Linked DNA regions of Homo sapiens: region 2 is linked to region 1. Evidence: chromatin contacts called from ENCODE Hi-C or POLR2A ChIA-PET data. All regions are on one chromosome and are shown on one strand. Each heading gives the region's core, a stretch centred on a gene start or an enhancer-like site at or near the end of the contact. The rest is flanking DNA. Distances are from core to core; before and after follow the strand shown. Region 1 overlaps KCNAB1 (potassium voltage-gated channel subfamily A regulatory beta subunit 1). Region 2 has its middle 50 kb from the start of SSR3.

Evidence for each region. A loop is a pair of places that touch in the nucleus more often than their neighbours do. ChIA-PET counts read pairs that join two places held with the same protein, here RNA polymerase II (POLR2A). Pooled maps may share reads with other maps.
Region 2: a loop to region 1 is called in a pooled map, with 4 times the contacts of the local background. The contact joins two enhancer-like sites. A Hi-C loop is called at or near these places in 1 of 37 single-sample maps with no recorded cell type and 9 of 50 pooled maps. POLR2A ChIA-PET finds 5 or more read pairs at or near these places in 1 of 52 experiments (activated T-cell).

The regions. Positions count from the first base shown.
Region 1 is chr3:156,481,538-156,485,782 of GRCh38, reverse strand. The region is part of intron 8 of KCNAB1 (potassium voltage-gated channel subfamily A regulatory beta subunit 1); the gene reads right to left. Among named protein-coding and RNA genes, the nearest start is that of KCNAB1-AS1, 37 kb to the right of the region's middle. RefSeq lists enhancers at 1,909-1,998, 2,029-2,288, 1,522-2,721. Within about 2 kb of position 1,347, at least 16 of the 41 ENCODE cell types and tissues checked have a DNase peak (open chromatin) inside an H3K27ac peak, as active enhancers do.
Region 2 is chr3:156,603,217-156,607,528 of GRCh38, reverse strand. No RefSeq gene overlaps it. Among named protein-coding and RNA genes, the nearest start is that of SSR3, 50 kb to the right of the region's middle. Within about 2 kb of position 1,713, at least 24 of the 41 ENCODE cell types and tissues checked have a DNase peak (open chromatin) inside an H3K27ac peak, as active enhancers do.

The DNA.
Region 1 (4,245 bases), core at 98-2,597:
AATACTAGACAATGGGGACTCCAAAAGAGGGGAGGGTGGCAGGGTGGTGAGTCTTAAGAAACTCCCTATTGGGTACAATGTTCACTATTTGGGTGATCAGTTCACTAGAAGCCCAAAGCTCAGCATTATGTAATATACCCATGTAACAAACCTGCACATGTACCCCCGAATCTAAAATAGAATAAAATAAAAAAATTTAACAGTCATGACAATTAAATGTACTGCAGGATTCATGCCCCCCCCAAAAAAGCAAAACAAATAAATCCTATAAAGGACATTTTAGAAAATTTGAATATGGCTTGAATATTCTTGAGTATGATGATTGTGTTATGGTCATATAGAAGAATGCCTTATTCTCAGGAGATACTGGAGAAAATATTTATGAATGAAATGTCACAATGGCAAAGAACAAGAGAGGGAAAAACAAAGGCAAAATGTGGCACAATTTGGTAAATGTAGGTGAAGAGTATTGGGTGTTTATTCTTTCACCATTTCTATAAGTTTTTAATTTCTCAAAATAAAAAGTTGGGGGAAGAAAGAGCTATGGAACAAGCTCTTGCACACTTCATTTGAAAGTACAAATGGAGAACTGGCATCTCACTCTAAAATGTCATTTCAATTGTTTCTTGGTGTCTGGCTGAAACTTTGATTATTACATCTTCCAAGGTTTATATATTCCTAAAAGTGTAAACATATGTAACAACAACAACCTCAAAATATTTGTGCAGGACAATTACAATTTATAACATGTTTCCACTTATCTCATTTTGTCTTCACAACAATCTTGGAAATAGCTAGAATATTTTTATTCTTCCCATTTTACAAATGAAAAACTGAGAAGCTGAAGGTCTGAGCAACTCAGCCAAGTTTATATACCTAAGACTAACGCCCTCACCTTCTGATTGCAGACCTCATATTTTTTTAGGACACATATTAAATATTCAGGAGGGGGGTTAACAAAACCACTTACTCTCATTATTAATACTTCCTTTTGTACAGAAAGTAAGAGAGAGACTCGAGGGTATTTGTTTATCCCCGGCTGTCTGAGAATTTTCGATTACCCTGACACAGGTGGCTCTGCTCACTGCATTCAATCAGCATGCCAGTAAACCCTCAGAGTGTGTTGCTGCTAAGTCATGTTAGTCTCCAAGTCCTCTGCATGTCACTGCAGATCTGCTGCAGCAGATCGAGGAACTTACAGAAATGAATTCTCCTGAGATCCAGTCAACATCCCCTCAGAATATGGAGTTAAATTTTGTCACAACTCCAAATATCTCTCAGAGAAATGACAACTCACAGAAGGAAGTGCACATGAGTCATAAACCCACAGCCCCAGAATACTAAGCAGCTCTGTTTTTCACCTGACAGCTGGGGTGAGCAGAAGCACTCTCTGTTCTCCCTCTCTCTCTCTCTTTTTTCTTAACTAAAAACAACTTAAGGGAAAAAGAAGAAGAAGAAAAAAGCATCCTTTTGGAGCTTGGTGAAGTCCACAGACTTGTTGTGAGAAGGTACAATAGTCTCCCAAACATTTGGCCCACCTTGTTTTTCCTTTTTTAACTTACTGAATGATACAGATTGAATCTCTTCTGCCTTCGCTGTTGAGTAAAGATGTCATGAAAGAAAAAAAAGGTGGGGGAGGGAGGAGAGAAAATAGAGGAAGTAAACTGCATAGCATATAAGCATATCCTTCTTTAGAATCTTCCCTTCAAACCAGGACTTTATGGAATAAGGTTGGGAATCACTGATTTCCAAAGAAAGCGGAAAATACAACACCAGATGAGTACAATTGTTTTTCTGGAGTATAGTTTTCTTTAAAGCCAGCTCTTCACATATTTTCTGCAGCCTTGGCAATTGTTAACTTCTCAGTAGTTCTAGTAAAGGTAATTTCTCTAAAGCTCTTGTTCTTTCTATGGAACCCAGTTGGAAAAGATCATTTGTTAACCAGGGGCTCTGTTCTTATAGATGCATATCAGAATGATCCACAGTCAGAACTTTGTGGGCCTCTTGTTAATGCTGGAAATTTTTCAACAGGCCTGGAAGATTTGCCGGACCTGAGGCAACATGTCAACAACTGAGAGTGGTGAACTCTGTAATGTGCCTTTGCTGTATGACTTAAGATTATTCAGTTCTGCTCAAGAAAGAAAGTGAAACAAAGAAAGAGGATAAATGAAACTGGGTGGAGATGCAAGTAGCTTGTGAGACATAGGCAGAATTTATATGATGAGCATGGTAAAACTAAGTGGATTAGTAACCCCTGAGTCATAGTGGCCATCAACAAAGTAGAGAATGTGCATGCTGAACACAGATAGGAGGGAGGAATGGAAAGAGGTGATATTGACAACATATCCATATGCATACGACATCAAACATTTGAAATATACTAAATATAAATACATAAAATATGAGAACTTAAGTCTTCAGTCAGCCACCCATTGGTGACCCCCATTCTAGCCACAGAAATCCTCTGTGCAAGGAATGCAAATAGTCCTTAGCTGTTCATCAGGCCAAATGATGAGCTACAGGTCATGGCCAGGTGGGCTTGTCCCTGTGTCTTTCCAAGTATACTACTGACCCGGGCATCTTTTCCTTGCTGAGCCCCTTGCTGAAACCTCAGATTTGACCTATATAATCACACCACGGAGAAGGTCAATGTGGTAGATAGAGAGAACAGGTCACATGAGCACTGTGTGTCCCAAGATTTAAGTAGCTGGGTTCTTTCTCCTGCGTGAATTCTAGTGTAATTATTTTAACTGTCCCTATCTCTTCCCCTCTTTCTTCTCATAATGTGTTTTAATTGATTTGATAAACCATGTGACTCATGCATCTTAATTTGTTGTGTTAGCCTTCTTCTTTGAGACCTCTAGGATAACCTGGTAGTAGACCTGGAGACTACAATTGCATCAAGGTAATTTCCTGCATAAAAAAATTACAGCAGTACTATACAAACAGTAATAATAACAAAAATGGTAGCTCTAAATTTCGAGTAGTTACTAGGCAACATCCTAAGCATTTTGTGTATATTATCTCAAATAATCCTCACAATAACCCTATAGAGCAGATATTATTACCTACGTTCTACAGATAAGAAAACCAGGGACAAGAGAAGTTCAATAACTTGCCTAAGATCAATTGGCTCGTAACAGAAAGAGGATTTGAATTGAGGTCTGACTCTTAATGCCATACCTTTGCTATTTTGGAGGAGTCCAAGCTATTTTCCAAACCCCCTCCCCACTGCCCACCATTTCCTCCTATTAGGTCATCCTAACTAAAATCTACCCCCATAACTTCCTAGCCCCCTCCCATGATTAGTTTGTTTCTCCATTCTATTATCACCATCTAATGTAACTTTCTTACTAACTTTTTGTCTGTCTCCCCAACAAGAATGTGATTTTTCTAAGGATAGGATTTTTGTTTATTAACTTCTGCTTCTCCAAGTGCCCAAAACAGTGCTTAAATAGTAAGTATTCAGTGAATATCAACTGAATGAATGAGTTAATCCTATTATTGAGTTGTTTTTTTTTTCTAGAGACATCTTTGAAAATAAAGTCACAGGCACAAGATCACCTTTCAGGCTGAATAGATTAACCCTGGAAAATTTATGATTAAATCAGCTTAAAGGGCATAAAGAGTTTCAGAGCAAAATTTTAGGAGGAAAAAAAGGGCTATAAGAAAATTACACTGCCAACTCCATGGCTTGAATCTTACATGACTTCATCACAGATCCTGTGCAGCCCTGCAGCTTGGCTATCTCCATTAGATTTTCATCATATTATAATTTCAGGGCCTTGGACTTCTCCCATGATTACCTCTGAGAAGAGATCCAGAGAAAGGAGAGTTTTACATGCCTTACCTAGGGCATTCTAGAAATGGAGCTTACGTTTGTTTGCCCCAGCTGTGAGTGAGGTGCTGTAACCACATTGTTAACTCATTCAGATGGTGCTTTATGTTTCCTCTGTTTTCAGGTGAGGAAAGTGAGCCTCTGTGAGGATAGTAGCTTTTCCCAAGTGTACAGTCTGATAGGTAGCAAAGCCAGAATTTGAAGTTGTGTCTGTCTAATGCCCTAGTCCACTCTGCAGAAATATTGTTCCAATGAGGAGGTCCACTATGAACAGAAACATGAGATTTTCTAAACAGACGAACTTGAGATGGAAAGAACCTGAAGTGAACCCTACTGTCCCCCATTGTCATTTCTTAGGACGGATGAAATAAATTTGTCTTTTTATGACACAATTTTTTTGGTCTGTA
Region 2 (4,312 bases), core at 464-2,963, 120 kb before region 1:
AAATCAAAACCATAATTACATACCACCTCATACCTATTTGGATGGCCAATATCCGAAAAACAGAAAATAACAAATGTTGGCAAGAATACAGAGAAATTGGAATCCTTGCACACTGTTGGTGGGAATGTAAAATGGTTCAACCACTATAAAAACGGTATGGAAGTTCCTCAAAAAATTAAAAATAGAATTGCCATATGATCCAGCATATATACTCACTTCTGGGTATATATCCAAAAGAATTCAAAGCAGGATTTTGAGGAGATATTTGCACACCTAGGTTTATCACAGCATTATTCAAAATAGCCAAGTGGTGAAAGCAACCCAAATGTCTACCAACAGATGAATGGATGAAGAAAATGTATAAAAGTATATACATCTAATGGAATATTACGCTGCCTTAAGAGAGAAGGAAATTCTGTCACATGCTACAACACGGATGAAACTTGAGGACATTATGCTAAACATTCACAAAAGTACAAATACTGCATGATTCCACTCAGATATAGAGTCTAAAATAGTCAAAATTAAACAGAAAGTTGAAAGGCAGTTACTAAGGCAGAGGGGAGAGCGAATTAGCGTTGAACGGGGTTTCACTTTTACAAGATGGAGAAGTCCTAGAGATCTGTTGCACAACAATGTAAATATGCTTAGCACTCCTGAACTATACACTGAAAAATGGTTAAGATGGTAAATTTTAAGTTCTGAGTTTTCTACCACAATAAAATTATTTTTAAAATAGATTACACAACTCTGGTATGTTCTGGTTTAAAAACATATACATGTATGTATATATGCAGTTACTGGCAGTTTATACATGAAACTATTAGTACTAGATATTTATGAAAAATATTTTTCCCTCTACTTTTTTTCTTATTTAAATAAATCCGGATAATGTGTGTGTGTGGAGTACTGAGAAAGGCCTCCGTATCTAGGGGTAAACTGTGGGGACTTTTTCTGGCCAACCAAGCCAGCAGCAAACAGCAGGAAAGCGGGCAAATTTTGGACACAAATACAGCACCAGCCTCTGCCCTGGGTCTCTCCTCCGTTCACCACAGATCTCTTAGAGCTTTTCTTCAGAGCTTGGCCCCCTGCCTGCCCCCTCCCTTTAGCGATGTGTGGGGAAATTTCGTTTTATTTTGTCCTTCTTCCACCTTTTCCAGCCGCCGTGGAGTGCAGCGCTTTGGAACTTGAGCACGCGCGCTGCGCAGCCAGAGCGTCTACACACTGAGCCCGCACAGCTTCTGGGCACACGCACCCCGGGTCGGCCGGCCGGCCGGCCGGCTGGCTCCCCACCGCCCTGGTGAAATGGTTTGTCCCCAGTCGCAAGCTGTTTGGGTTGTTTGGAAATGTCTTTTCCTTGCCTGCGCCTCACCCTGAGCACATCCCCTTGCTTCTGGTAATAGCCTTCTAATAATCGCACGTTCGGCACGTCCTGTGTACCGACCACTCTGGGAAAAGGAGCAGCAGGGAGGCTAGGCTAGGAGCGGCCTAATCCAGGCGCCAGGCGGTCTTTGGAGAAGGGCCCTGTCCTTTGGAGAAGTCTGAAGCTTGCTGGAAATGTTTGATGACCGTTTTCCACTAACTTTTGTCATGCAGAGCCCAGGCTGAAAAAAGCTAGTCATCACATTCCAGTGTGGTCAAGGAGCGGTAAGGCGTGGATCTGAGCTTTCCTGATCCCCTGGTCCCTCTCAGAGCCCCAGTCCCCACCCTCTCCAGCCCTCAGCAGAGGAGAGAAGTGGCCGGGTGCTGGGAGGGGCTGAGGCCCGTTACTAATGAGTGTGACTTGGAAGCTGGACAGGAGAACTGCTTGCTGGTGTACATGTTCCCCCACCCCCACTGCTTTAAGATAAAAAGCAGGAGCCCCCAGAAGGGAAAATACGTGGCCTTTTTTTTTTTTTTTTCCTTTTGGACCTTGGAAACCAAGTGATAAAATAACAGTAATGCGAATGAAACTCTCCCTGAAACACTAATAAGAAAACTAATTGCAGATTCTAGGACAAGTCTCTCAGTGCCTCCAAGTGTTGCCATTTTGCTTACAAAGAAGTGAGATAAAGGGAGACAATGAAATACATTAAGTAGGTCATTGTGGGGGGAAAGTCTGAGTTCTAATGCACTTTCAGTTGTTTTTAGTCTCTTGATTATACCCAATGTTGACTGATACTGGAATCTTATTTCCATGATTGGACACAGTTACAATTTACCTCGATTAGTTATTAAGAATTGCAATGTAAATGTCAGATCGGTAGTACAGAAATTAAGTACAGATTTGCTCTTAGGCAGTTTTGCTTTTATTGGTTAACAGTATGGTGAACAGTAAAGAAAAAGATTGCTTGAAGCATAATTATGCAAATAGAAGCTGTTGCTATATGTTTCAAATGGATTATTTGTAGAAAAATCTATAGTCATCTACAGCAAATATTTAATTAATTTCCAGTCTTCTACTTGGCTAGGAACTTCATCAAATGAAGATGATGCAATCAGCACAAATTTATTGAGTGACACCTCTGTGTGGGATACTGTTCTGATCACCTTCTATTCACTCCATTATTGAAAGAGGAATTCCCCACCCTAAATAGTATGAGATAGTGGAACATCCAGCACCCAACACTGGACAGATGAGATTGATGGCAGTTTATGACTCACATAAGCTCACAGCCTAGGGGAGGACACAGGACACCATGCAGCGTCACTTGGGGTTGCACTCAGGAGTAGAGTGGACAAGCATGGCCTATGGGAGGCAAGTTCTGTAGCAACACAGGCTGGGGTGACCCCTGGTTCCCACTGGAGGATGAGTGGCTTATTTGAATAATTTCACAGGCTGGCAGGGAAGTAGAACCCCTTAGGTTGAAGACCAGGTAGCGTGCAGCTCATTTAGCTAATAGGGAAACTAGCCAGATGAGGAGCCTTTTCCACTGGGGAGGGCCTATCTGGCAAAAGCAGAACTCACAGTTAGTCTTTGGGGGCTCCAGGAAGCTCAAAGATGTCAAGGCAGCACAAAAAACTTTAGGCCTTACACTATAGATCCAAAAGAAGAGTAAGACATAGTCCTTGGCTGTAAAGAACTTGAGTTTTCTAGGCTGGGGTGGGAGTGGGGGTGCCAAACTATTATACATGGTTCTAACTGTAAATACAGGAGGACTTTTGAGCATATAGAGTAAAGTAGGTATAATAACAGCAGCAGACAGACTTCACAGAAAACATGGTGCTTGGCTAGAACTTCAAGGGTGAGTAGGATACGTGGTTGAGGGGAGTCAACCTGGGAAGGGGAAGCATTTTAGGAACGGAACAAGATGAGAATGGTCTTGCTGATGTTTCAAGACTGGTCTATTCATTTATTCAACATGTACTTATTAAGGGCCTGCTTGGCACATGGGCCTTCCAGGTTACAGGGTAAGAAAGAAACTCTAAGGACAGCATGTACCTTGCCAGTTGGACTGTTTGGTCCAAACTGGTGGTGAACTGTGTGGCAGTGGCGGCCAGGAAGGTGTTTAGCTGGGGCCTACCATTCACTGGTAGCCTCAAATGTGGACTTTGGTTGTAATCTCCAATGAGGTGGAACAACCCTGGAAAGATATCAGTGGGATATAAATATATTCAATTTGTAATTGTAATTGTTGTAAACACCCAAAATATACCACAATCTTAACACCCTCTTCAGCTTTTATTTTTTAATATACTAGGACCCTTAAAAAAAAAGGAAGTGGCCCTGGTGTCCCTTAACTTCTGGGAGGCCCTGCTAGCCAGACTGCTCCCCATCCTGCCAGAATGTGGTTGGCTCTTCTGGGCTCACCTCTGGACTCTCTCTTCTCAGGTCTGCACTGAGCATTCCCATTTTTGCACTCCTGGAGCACTTTGGGCTTGTTCTCTCCTGTGGAGCATTTAGTACTTAATGATCCTGCCAACTGAACTACCAGCATGTATGGGCAGCCACAATCAGGAAAAGATGCTTTTAAATTACTGAAGGGAGCACTCTGTTCTTTCCAGCACAGGGTGCTTATTTTCGGGTTGTCCAGCACGAGTGTGTACCCCCAAAGTTATTTATTGGAGACATGTTTCACCTCTTGTACTTGGCAACCAAAGCACAAAGATACATACCAACATGTTCTTAGGTTTGTTCTAATTTTATATCCCAAATGGCCTGAGAGAAAAGAAAGGGGTGTTCTTTGTCTCCAGGAAACTCAATGTGACTTAACTTTTTCTTCTTTAGTAAATTACTATGTACTTTGTGTTACTTATTTGTAATATATCAAATAAGTTAGCTGGTAAAATATAAAGAGAAAAAAAACCTCACCATATGTTCAAAGTCAACAAC